3 separate regions of the Homo sapiens genome follow, and regions 1 and 3 are each linked to region 2. Evidence: chromatin contacts called from ENCODE Hi-C or POLR2A ChIA-PET data. All regions are on one chromosome and are shown on one strand. The core of a region is the stretch at or near the end of the contact, and the rest is flanking DNA. Distances in the headings are between cores, read along the strand shown.

Region 1 (2,732 bases), core at 40-2,539, 520 kb before region 2:
AATTAGCCGGGTGTGGTGGCACACGCCTGTAGTCTCAGCTACTCAGGTGGCTGAGGTGGGAGGATCGTTTGAGCCCTGGAGGTTGAGGCTGCAGTGAGCTGTGATCGCACCACTGCACTCTGGCCTGGGCGACAGAGTGAGACACTGTCTGAGAACAAAAAACGACTGAAAAAAAAAATCACCTTAGCTTTTTCTCTTAGAATCTTCTCTAAAACGTATTCTTTGTGGCATTCTGAAATAGGATTCATGATGATGCCTGTTGATCTTAGGGACACTACCTCACCTGCCAGTATCTTTGGGGCTGTGTCCTTCAAGGACATGTCCCCAGACTGCTGTGCAGTGTCATTTTTTGTGTTTGGTTTGGTGGTGGCTTCTTCCCCCTTGCTAGGCTATCAACCTCTTATCACCACTTGTTGGTGTCAGAACTAACTGCTTCTGGTCTGGAGAGGGACTGACCGATGCCTTTGGGTAGAGAGAATTATGAAAGAAATTTTGGTATTTTTCTACTTTATATTTTCTGAGGTTTCTGTAATAAGCATATTTCACTTTTCCAATAAGAAAAAAAAAAACTTGGCCTGGCGCGGTGGCTCACACCTGTAATCCCAGCACTTTGGGAAGTCGAGGTGGGAGGATCACTTGAGTTCAGGAGTTCGAGACCAGCTTGGGCAATATGGTGAAACCCCGTCTCTACTAAAAATACAAAAATTAGCCAGGCGTGGTGGCGTGCACTTGTAGTCCCAGCTACTCAGGAAGCTGAGGCGGGAGAATCACTTGAACCCGGGAGGCAGAGGTTGCAGTGAGCTGAGATCACTCCTCTGCTTCAGCCTGGGCAATTGAGCCAGACTCTGTCTCAAAAATAAACAAAAAAACTTGACAAAAAAATGCTACTGTCCTCGTGTACCTATTCTGATCCTCAACTGCACCGTGAGAAAGCATGCATTTCAATGTCTCCCTAACAGGCTGTGACCCAACATGCTGGTCTTTGCGGCCGGACCTGCAGTGGCCTGGCACTCGAGAGGTGCCAGGTTCATCTTTGCTGATGGATTCAGAGTTGCTTGTCAGAGGCTGACTGAGAACTGGGGAGAGGTGGTGCATACGAGGTTGCTGGGCCCCTGGGGAGGCATCCAGCCATGCTGCCACCACCGGCTGAATCAAGCTGATTCTAAGGCCGGTGGTCCGAGGGTCATTTTTGGACCTCCCGCCCTGCCTAGGCTCCCTTCACCTGTTTCCAAGGGGCTGGGGCGTCCAGCAGCAGGCTCCCCCTGCTGGCCATCCGGGGCCAGAGCGTGAGGTCAGTCTGGGGCTTGGGGCGTACCTTGCCGGCCCCTGGCAGTCCCAGCCGCACCCTGAGCTGCACTGTCCGCAGGAAGCGCCTGAGCTCAGCCGGCCGGAGCTGGGTGAGGATGGCTCGCTGGACACCGCCGCGCACCGCCGACTGCACCGAGGCCTCTAGGACCCTGCGGGAGAGGAAGGAGTCTGCAGCCAGGGCCATAAAGGCCAGGACTCTCTGCAGGGAGCCCCCCCAGTGCCCTGCGGGAGGGGGCCTTCCGGGCCCAGCCCCAGGCTGGGGCCCACCCACCTCCCACACTCCCTTTTCTGGAGGGAGAATCTGGGTAAACAGGATGGAGAGCGACCTGGAAGGAGAAAATCACAGACGGGGACAAGCATCCTGTTTAGGGGCAGAGAGGGGACAGTCCTGCCAGTGCCACTTTGCCTCCCCTTCCCTGGCAAGAGCGCGTTTATGGCGCTTGCTGAGTGGCTGGCTGTGCTGGTGACTGCAAGGCATGACCATTAGAGACTTCCCCAAGGAGGGGACACACAGCAAGAGGCGGTGTCAGGATGTGGCCCAGGACTAGATGGCCAGGGCGGCCTCTCCCTGTCACCCCCAACCACCCTCTTGAGCCTTTGCCCTGCCACCCAGCCATGAATTACGCTCTACCCCTGCCAAAAACAGGCTTGAGGCCTGAGCTGGAAGCACAGAGTGGGGCTGCACTTAGACCACAGCACTCACCAGGCTCGCGGCTTCCAGGAAGCATGGGCTCGGCTGACCTGGCCCCGACAGGACTCATGCACCCACAGAGCCCAGCACCAAGTCCAGCACTGGGCTGCCTGGGCCCCAGCGCTCTCTCCTGCCTGCTGCTGGGCCTCATGGTGCATGCCCGGGGCCACTGGCCATGCTGGGAAGGCCTGTGGGGCCCGGGCCTTCTTCTGCTGCCCATCTTCCTGGCCTTGCTGCCCGCAGCTTCTCCAGCGGGCAAGGGAGGCCTGGGCCACACGCTGCTCCTGTGCCCCGGCTGCCACTTCCTGGGCTTCCCGCCATGTGGCAAACACGGCCCCCAGTGCTCTTCTCCTCAGGCCATCCTGAAAGGCTTGATGCTGGGCCCGGAGCACCCCCGTGTCTCTTACAACCTCACACCAGGCCTGGAAGTAGCTGCAAAACAGACACATTGGGCCAGGTGTGGTGGCTCATGCTTGTAATCCCAGCACTTTGGGAAGCCAAGGTGAGTGGATCACCTGAAGTCAGTTTGAGACCAGCCTGACCAACGTGGTGAAACCCCGTCTCTATTAAAAATACAAAAATTAGCCAGGCCTGGTAGTGGGCACCTGTAATCCCAGCTACTTGGGAGTCTGAGGCAGAAGAATTGCCTGAACCCAGGAGGCAGAGGTTGCAGTAAGCCGAGATCGCGCAAGTGCACTCCAGCCTGGGTGACAAGAGTGAAACTCCATCTCAA
Region 2 (2,705 bases), core at 54-2,553:
GCCCGCCTCGGCCTCCCAAAGTGCTGGGATTACAGGTGTGAGCCACCGCGCCCAAACGAATGCATCATATTTTATTGGACTCCTACTTTGAAATATTTAGGAATTTTCAGTGTTTACTATGACAAATAGCACTGTGATTAAAAAAAAATGTAGTCAAATCCACTTTTGCTGTTGATTTTTTTTTTTTTAATCTGTAGAGACATCGTCTCGCTATGTTGCCCAGGCTGGTCTGGAACTCCTGGCCTCAAGCGATCCTCCTGCTTTGGCCTCCCAAAGTGCGTGGGCCACCGTGACCAGCAGTTATTTATTTTCTTTGGTTGTGTGTGTGTGTGTGTGTGTGTGTGTGTGTGTGTGTGTGTATGTATGTATTGAGACGGAGCTTGCTCTGTTGCCCAGGCTAGAGTGCAGTGGCACGATCTCGGTGCATGCAACCTTCACCTCCCGGGTTCAGGCGATACTCGTGCCTCAGCCTCCCGAGTATCTGGGATTACAGGCGTGAGCCACCATGCCCAGCTAATTTTTGTATTTTCAGTAGAGACGGGGGGTGCGGGTGGGGGAATTTCACCATGTTGACCAGGCTGGTCTCGACTCCTGACCTACGGTGATCCGCCTGCCTCGGTCTCCCAAAGTGCTGGAATTATGGGCGTGAGCCACCGCGCCGGGCCAGCTATTGATTTTTTGAAAGGATTTTTAAAAAATAATGTTGCTTTGAAAATTTTTATTTATGACTAGCTCTTTTGGTTAAAACTTGGCTATGGTTTCTCTGGAGTGATCCTGAGTTGGATAATTTTGGGAAAGTTAGAGAATCTAATTAAAAACATTTTCAAATGCTTATTAATTGTAACAAAAGAGATATCACAGGATCCATAAAGAGCGCTAGCCCGAAACGTCTTTTGATGCAGTAATTCCTGGGCACCGGCATCGCTCACATTCTCCTCTCAGAATTACACCGGGAGGGGTCGCGAACCTCTGCTAGCCGCTCTCGCTGCGATCCGGAGATACCCAGACACCGGACTCCTTGAGTTCACAGCCCGGATGCAGAAGGGAATCCTAGCAGCGCCGTACCGGATGTGTGAGTGGAAGTGACTGAGGTGAACTCACGACCGATTGGTTCTCCCGAGTGGACCCAAGCCTGTTTTCACCTGCCACTGGCCGCGTGGTTTGTCTATTTGAACAGTCCCCGCCCCCTGGAGAAGCCGGGTCCTGAAGCTTCTCTTCTTCATTACTATTGGCCTGTTTTTCAGTCCATCTTCTCCCTATACCTGTCGATTGGTCCTCAGGGCTGGGAACCCTCCTTCCCTCGCTCCCGGCTTAGAGGACAGCGGGGAAGGCGGGCGGTGGGGCAGGGGGCCTGAAGCGGCGGTACCGGTGCTGGCGGCGGCAGCTGAGGCCTTGGCCGAAGCCGCGCGGTGAGTCTAGGGCCTGGCACGACCCCTCTAGGGCGGCGTAATGTCCAGACCCACGGCCAGCCTGCCCGTGGGGGGGCCAGGGGAAGCCGCCCGTCTGGGACGTGGGGTCCCCACATTGCCGGCCCCACGACCTGGGCACCGTCTGAGGCCTTGACTCCCACCCCTCGAGGCAACGCCCACCTCCCCGGGACCCCCAAGAGACCCCTGGACCCTTCGGCCCGCGGTACGTCCGCCCGAAGGCCGGCCCATCAGCTCTGGTATTGCCCTTTGGGTCTTTTGCCTGTCACAGCCACCCTTTCTTTTGAGCCACGTATAAAAATTGTGTATCTCTGCCCCAGGGAACACTAGCGTCCGTGTCAGCCCCTTGTCCTCCACTGTGGACACCTCTCAGAGATCCAGTCCCCGAAACTGAGCTTGGTTACATCGTTGGGGTACATCTTCTCTCCCTCTCCCCCAGCCCCATCCCTGTTTCCCCCATCCAATCTTAACTTCCTTAAGCCCTATCAACACCATTAGGATATTTGACTTCAGATATCCTAAGTTTAATTGAATTCAGTCTGGAGCAGATGGCCTGTGGGCCTCAGATCATATAAAGATACACTGGTTCTTTCCTGAGAATAGAAATCCCTTGCCAGCCACCTTCCCCCCTTTCGGACGCACACACATACACACAAACTGGAGTAGTTTTCTTAGCAGGGATTCTTAAGTTTCTTCTCCCCTAAAGGATGACATTTCTTTCTGCAGTCTTCTTCTTGGCAGTGGAGTATTTGAAAGCTTTACAAAACCAATTATTCCCAGGTTTTTCCTCTGTGCCTTACAAATTCTTTCAAAAATAAGAATTTTGAGAAATTGGTTTTGTAGCATAAGCTGAACATACTTGGGATAGGTGTATGTTACACCCATGGCAGTGTGGGCATAATTGAGGAATGAGGGAATGAGCTCAGGAACTAATTGGTGTTTTTTGTTTTGTTTTGAGACGGAGTTTCGCTCTGTCGCCCAGGCTGGAGTGCAGTGGCTCGATCTCTGCTCACTGCAAGCTCCGCCTCCCGGGTTCCCGCCATTCTCCTGCCTCAGCCTCCCGAGTAGCTGGGACTACAGGCGCCCGCCACCATACGGCTAATTTTTTTTTTTTTTTGTATTTTTAGTAGAGGCGGGATTTCACCGTGTTGGCCAGGATGGTCTCGATTTCCTGACCTCGTGATCCGCCCGCCTCGGCCTCCCAAACCCGGCCAGGAACTAATTACTTTCTTTTAGCTTACATTTGAAGAGCTAGTCCCCTGTAGAACTGCGTTGTTC
Region 3 (2,930 bases), core at 215-2,714, 750 kb after region 2:
TGTCTGCCATCCTTTGGATGAATCCACAGAAGTCTCTGTTTCCCTGGCCAGGTGTTTCAACACCCAGCAATGCTCATGTCATCAATCAGGTGACTTAGTCAAGTGCCACAGTGTTGGGTATCAGAAAAAAAGATCCAGAAAGTCCTGGTCTGAGAGCTCTAGTCCTTAAAAATTTAGACTTGGGCCAGGCACGGTGGCTCACGTCTGTAATCTCAGCACTTTGGGAGGCCGAGGAGGGCAGATCACGAGGTCAGGAGGTCGAGACCATCCTGGCTAACATGGTGAAACCCTGTCTCTACTAAAAATACCAAAATTAGCCGAGCGTGGGGGCAGGCGCCTGTAGTCCCAGTTATTCGGGAAGCTGAGGCAGGAGAATGGCGTAAACCCGGGAGGCGGAGCGTGCAGTGAGCCAAGATTATGCCACTGCACTCCAGCCTGGGTGACAGAGCAAGACTCCGTCTCAAAAAATATATATATTTAGACTCAACACCCCACCTAAGCCATAAGACTGAGCAGAAATTCTAGTATGTGACACCTCTGGAGAGAAACAGGTTAACACAATCAAGCCTCTCTTCTGGCAATACACGTGTTGATGAGGTCCTGCAGTCCACAGAAGACTTGGAAGTCAAAGAGGTCACAGGTCCCAGAGACCACAGAAGTCAGAGGTCCCACGGGCCACAGAGGTCAGAGATCTCACAGGCCACAGAAGTCAGAGGTCTCACAGTCCATGGAATTCAGAGGTCCCTGGGTCCACAGAAGTCACAGTCCCACGGTCTATGGAAGTCAGAGGCCCCACAATCCACAGAAGTCATAAATTCTAGAGTCCACAGAAGTCAGGAGTCCATAGTCCACAGATGTCAGGGGTCCCTCCATCTCTAGAAGTTATAGGTCCTACAGTTCATGGCAGACTTTCCTAGGAAAATTTAAACTCTGATGTGCATGGTCATTTCCATTTCTAAACCCTACACAAAAATCTGAGGGGAGACACGCTCAATCAGATAGCATTAAAGCTGGAAAGAACGCACCATGATGTTAGCAAAAACCACTTCAACTACTCATGCCATTAGAGTCATCAAAGGGGGGAGGCAGGAAGGAAGGGAGGGACAGAGAAAGAGACAGTAATGAAAGAGAAAATAAGTCTGAAAAGAAAGGAGAAAATAGAAATATAAAAGATTAGAAAAAACAGGAGATAACAAAATAAAAAAGACAAAAACCTCACTTTGGCATTTACAGTTTAAAGCTGTCAGGGCATTTTATGAAATGACAGTTGCAATAAAACAAATAGAATGGTGAGTCATCTGGGTTCCAACTTCTGAGTCAAAAGGGGCTGTTTCTAGACAAACCAGCAGCTCTGCTGCCTGCACATTTAACGATGCCTATCGGTGCACCACAGCTACGGAACAGGATGTGGAGAACGAGGAGGTGGGAGTGAGCATTGTCTTTACTGGTCCCAGTGTCATTGCAAATAAAGACTGTCAAGATTTAAACCATAATAATGGAAAGGCTATAAAGGTCTCAGTTATAATGTTTCCTCTGATGTTCCCTTTCATAAAATGGCCTCTTTATGTTGCTTGCGTAGCAGTCATCCACTGAACATCGGCATATGTGTGGCCCAGTGGGAATGTTGCACCCTAAGTTCCTAGCAGGACGCCAGGCAGCAACTGTGCAATCCAACTCCTTGGCTCATCATCTCCATCGCACATAAGTGAGCACACACACTCACTCATTCCACAAATATGTATGAGTGCCTATTTTCTGCCAGGAGCTGAGCAATACGGTATATGCCCAACCCATACAGGGCTTAGCAAAGTGCCTAGGTGCCAAACAGCCAGGAAACACACATGCAAAATATATACGGCCATACAACACAGGGACTCCTTTCCTACTTTGGCACCTAAAAGTCTTACATAAGTGCCTGGCAGCCTAGCAGGAAATGGGACTTTTCCTTCTCCATGCCAGAGCAAAGTAGATAAGCTGGAACACAAATCAGATAAATGCTCAAAAAGGGGGCTTAATATGGTGCCCACAAAGACTTGCCTTTACTTGGACACACCAGACAAAAATGCACAGAAACCTGCTGTTTCAACAGAATTATTTATCTGCAGCCTGCCATCTAACCATTCTAGGCACCAGGGAACCTCAAAGGAAAATACAAACAAAACCTCTGCAAATTAATACTTTGTAGACATGCCAAGGAGGCATGAACTAAGAAAGACACCAGCAGCACGTGTAGGGATGAAATGAGGCTGAAACCTGTAAACCAGGGAGCCGTGTGATGCAATTAGAGATGCCAAAGTCCAAAATTAGGAAAGGATCGATCTAGTCAAGCCCAACTTGGTGGCAGGTAGAGAATAACTCACATTTCTAGGTGGGCAGCCTGTGCCAACCACAAACCATCCCTGGGCTGCCTTCCCTGCTGATCTATAATTGGTGGGTCAGTGATGGAGCTACCAATTATCTTGAGGCCCCCTGTATTTAGTTCACAGACAAAGGGAAGCAGGAGAGACCAGTTAGTAATGAGTAAGTAATGGCCACGAAAATACATTGTATTATACAAAGCTGCTTCGGCAGGAAAAGCCATTTGGAAAATAAAGCGTAAAAGAATAAAATAAGCTGGAGAAACTCAATTTTCTCCTCCCTTCCTCCCAAAGCCACACTTAGGATAAAATGAGGTTTGTGCAGGTTAATCCTTAAGAGGTAAGAAAAAAATGATTAAATACATTTAAAAAATCAATTGTACATTAAACCAAATCCAGGAACTGCAAAAACAAACACGGCAGCGTTCCTCCAGCCGGCATTAGCTCTGCCAGTCTGGTCAGTAGGGGATACCCCCACCTGATGGAGCCCGCTGAGGTCACAGAAGACAAGCAGAGAGGAAGGGGAGAGAACCAGGGCTGGGGAGTGGGATGGGACCACAGATCTGGATTTCA

What was found. Hi-C counts contacts between places; a loop is a spot of excess contacts on that map. ChIA-PET counts read pairs that join two places held with the same protein, here RNA polymerase II (POLR2A). Pooled maps may share reads with other maps.
Region 1: a loop to region 2 is called in a pooled map, with 2.7 times the contacts of the local background. The contact joins the enhancer-like site here to the promoter of MTOR in region 2. A Hi-C loop is called at or near these places in 1 of 50 pooled maps. POLR2A ChIA-PET finds 5 or more read pairs at or near these places in 4 of 52 experiments (BJ, GM10248, HCT116 and 1 more).
Region 3: a pooled map shows a loop between it and region 2 (5-fold over the local background). The contact joins the enhancer-like site here to the promoter of MTOR in region 2. A Hi-C loop is called at or near these places in 1 of 37 single-sample maps with no recorded cell type and 7 of 50 pooled maps. POLR2A ChIA-PET finds 5 or more read pairs at or near these places in 1 of 52 experiments (activated CD8-positive, alpha-beta memory T cell).

What each region holds. Positions count from the first base shown.
Region 1 is chr1:11,783,873-11,786,604 of GRCh38, reverse strand. It overlaps C1orf167 (chromosome 1 open reading frame 167), which reads right to left. Exons shown (of 21, transcript NM_001010881.2): 15 at 2,012-2,431; 16 at 1,316-1,457. MTHFR (methylenetetrahydrofolate reductase) reads left to right here. Exons shown (of 12, transcript NM_005957.5): 12 at 1-882. Among named protein-coding and RNA genes, the nearest start is that of C1orf167-AS1, 5.6 kb to the right of the region's middle. Within about 2 kb of position 1,289, at least 22 of the 41 ENCODE cell types and tissues checked have a DNase peak (open chromatin) inside an H3K27ac peak, as active enhancers do.
Region 2 is chr1:11,261,149-11,263,853 of GRCh38, reverse strand. It overlaps MTOR (mechanistic target of rapamycin kinase), which reads left to right and starts at 1,303. Exons shown (of 58, transcript NM_004958.4): 1 at 1,303-1,409. RefSeq lists an enhancer at 956-1,115 and a silencer at 1,536-1,585.
Region 3 is chr1:10,509,510-10,512,439 of GRCh38, reverse strand. The region is part of intron 2 of PEX14 (peroxisomal biogenesis factor 14); the gene reads right to left. Among named protein-coding and RNA genes, the nearest start is that of PEX14, 36 kb to the right of the region's middle. Within about 2 kb of position 1,464, at least 19 of the 41 ENCODE cell types and tissues checked have a DNase peak (open chromatin) inside an H3K27ac peak, as active enhancers do.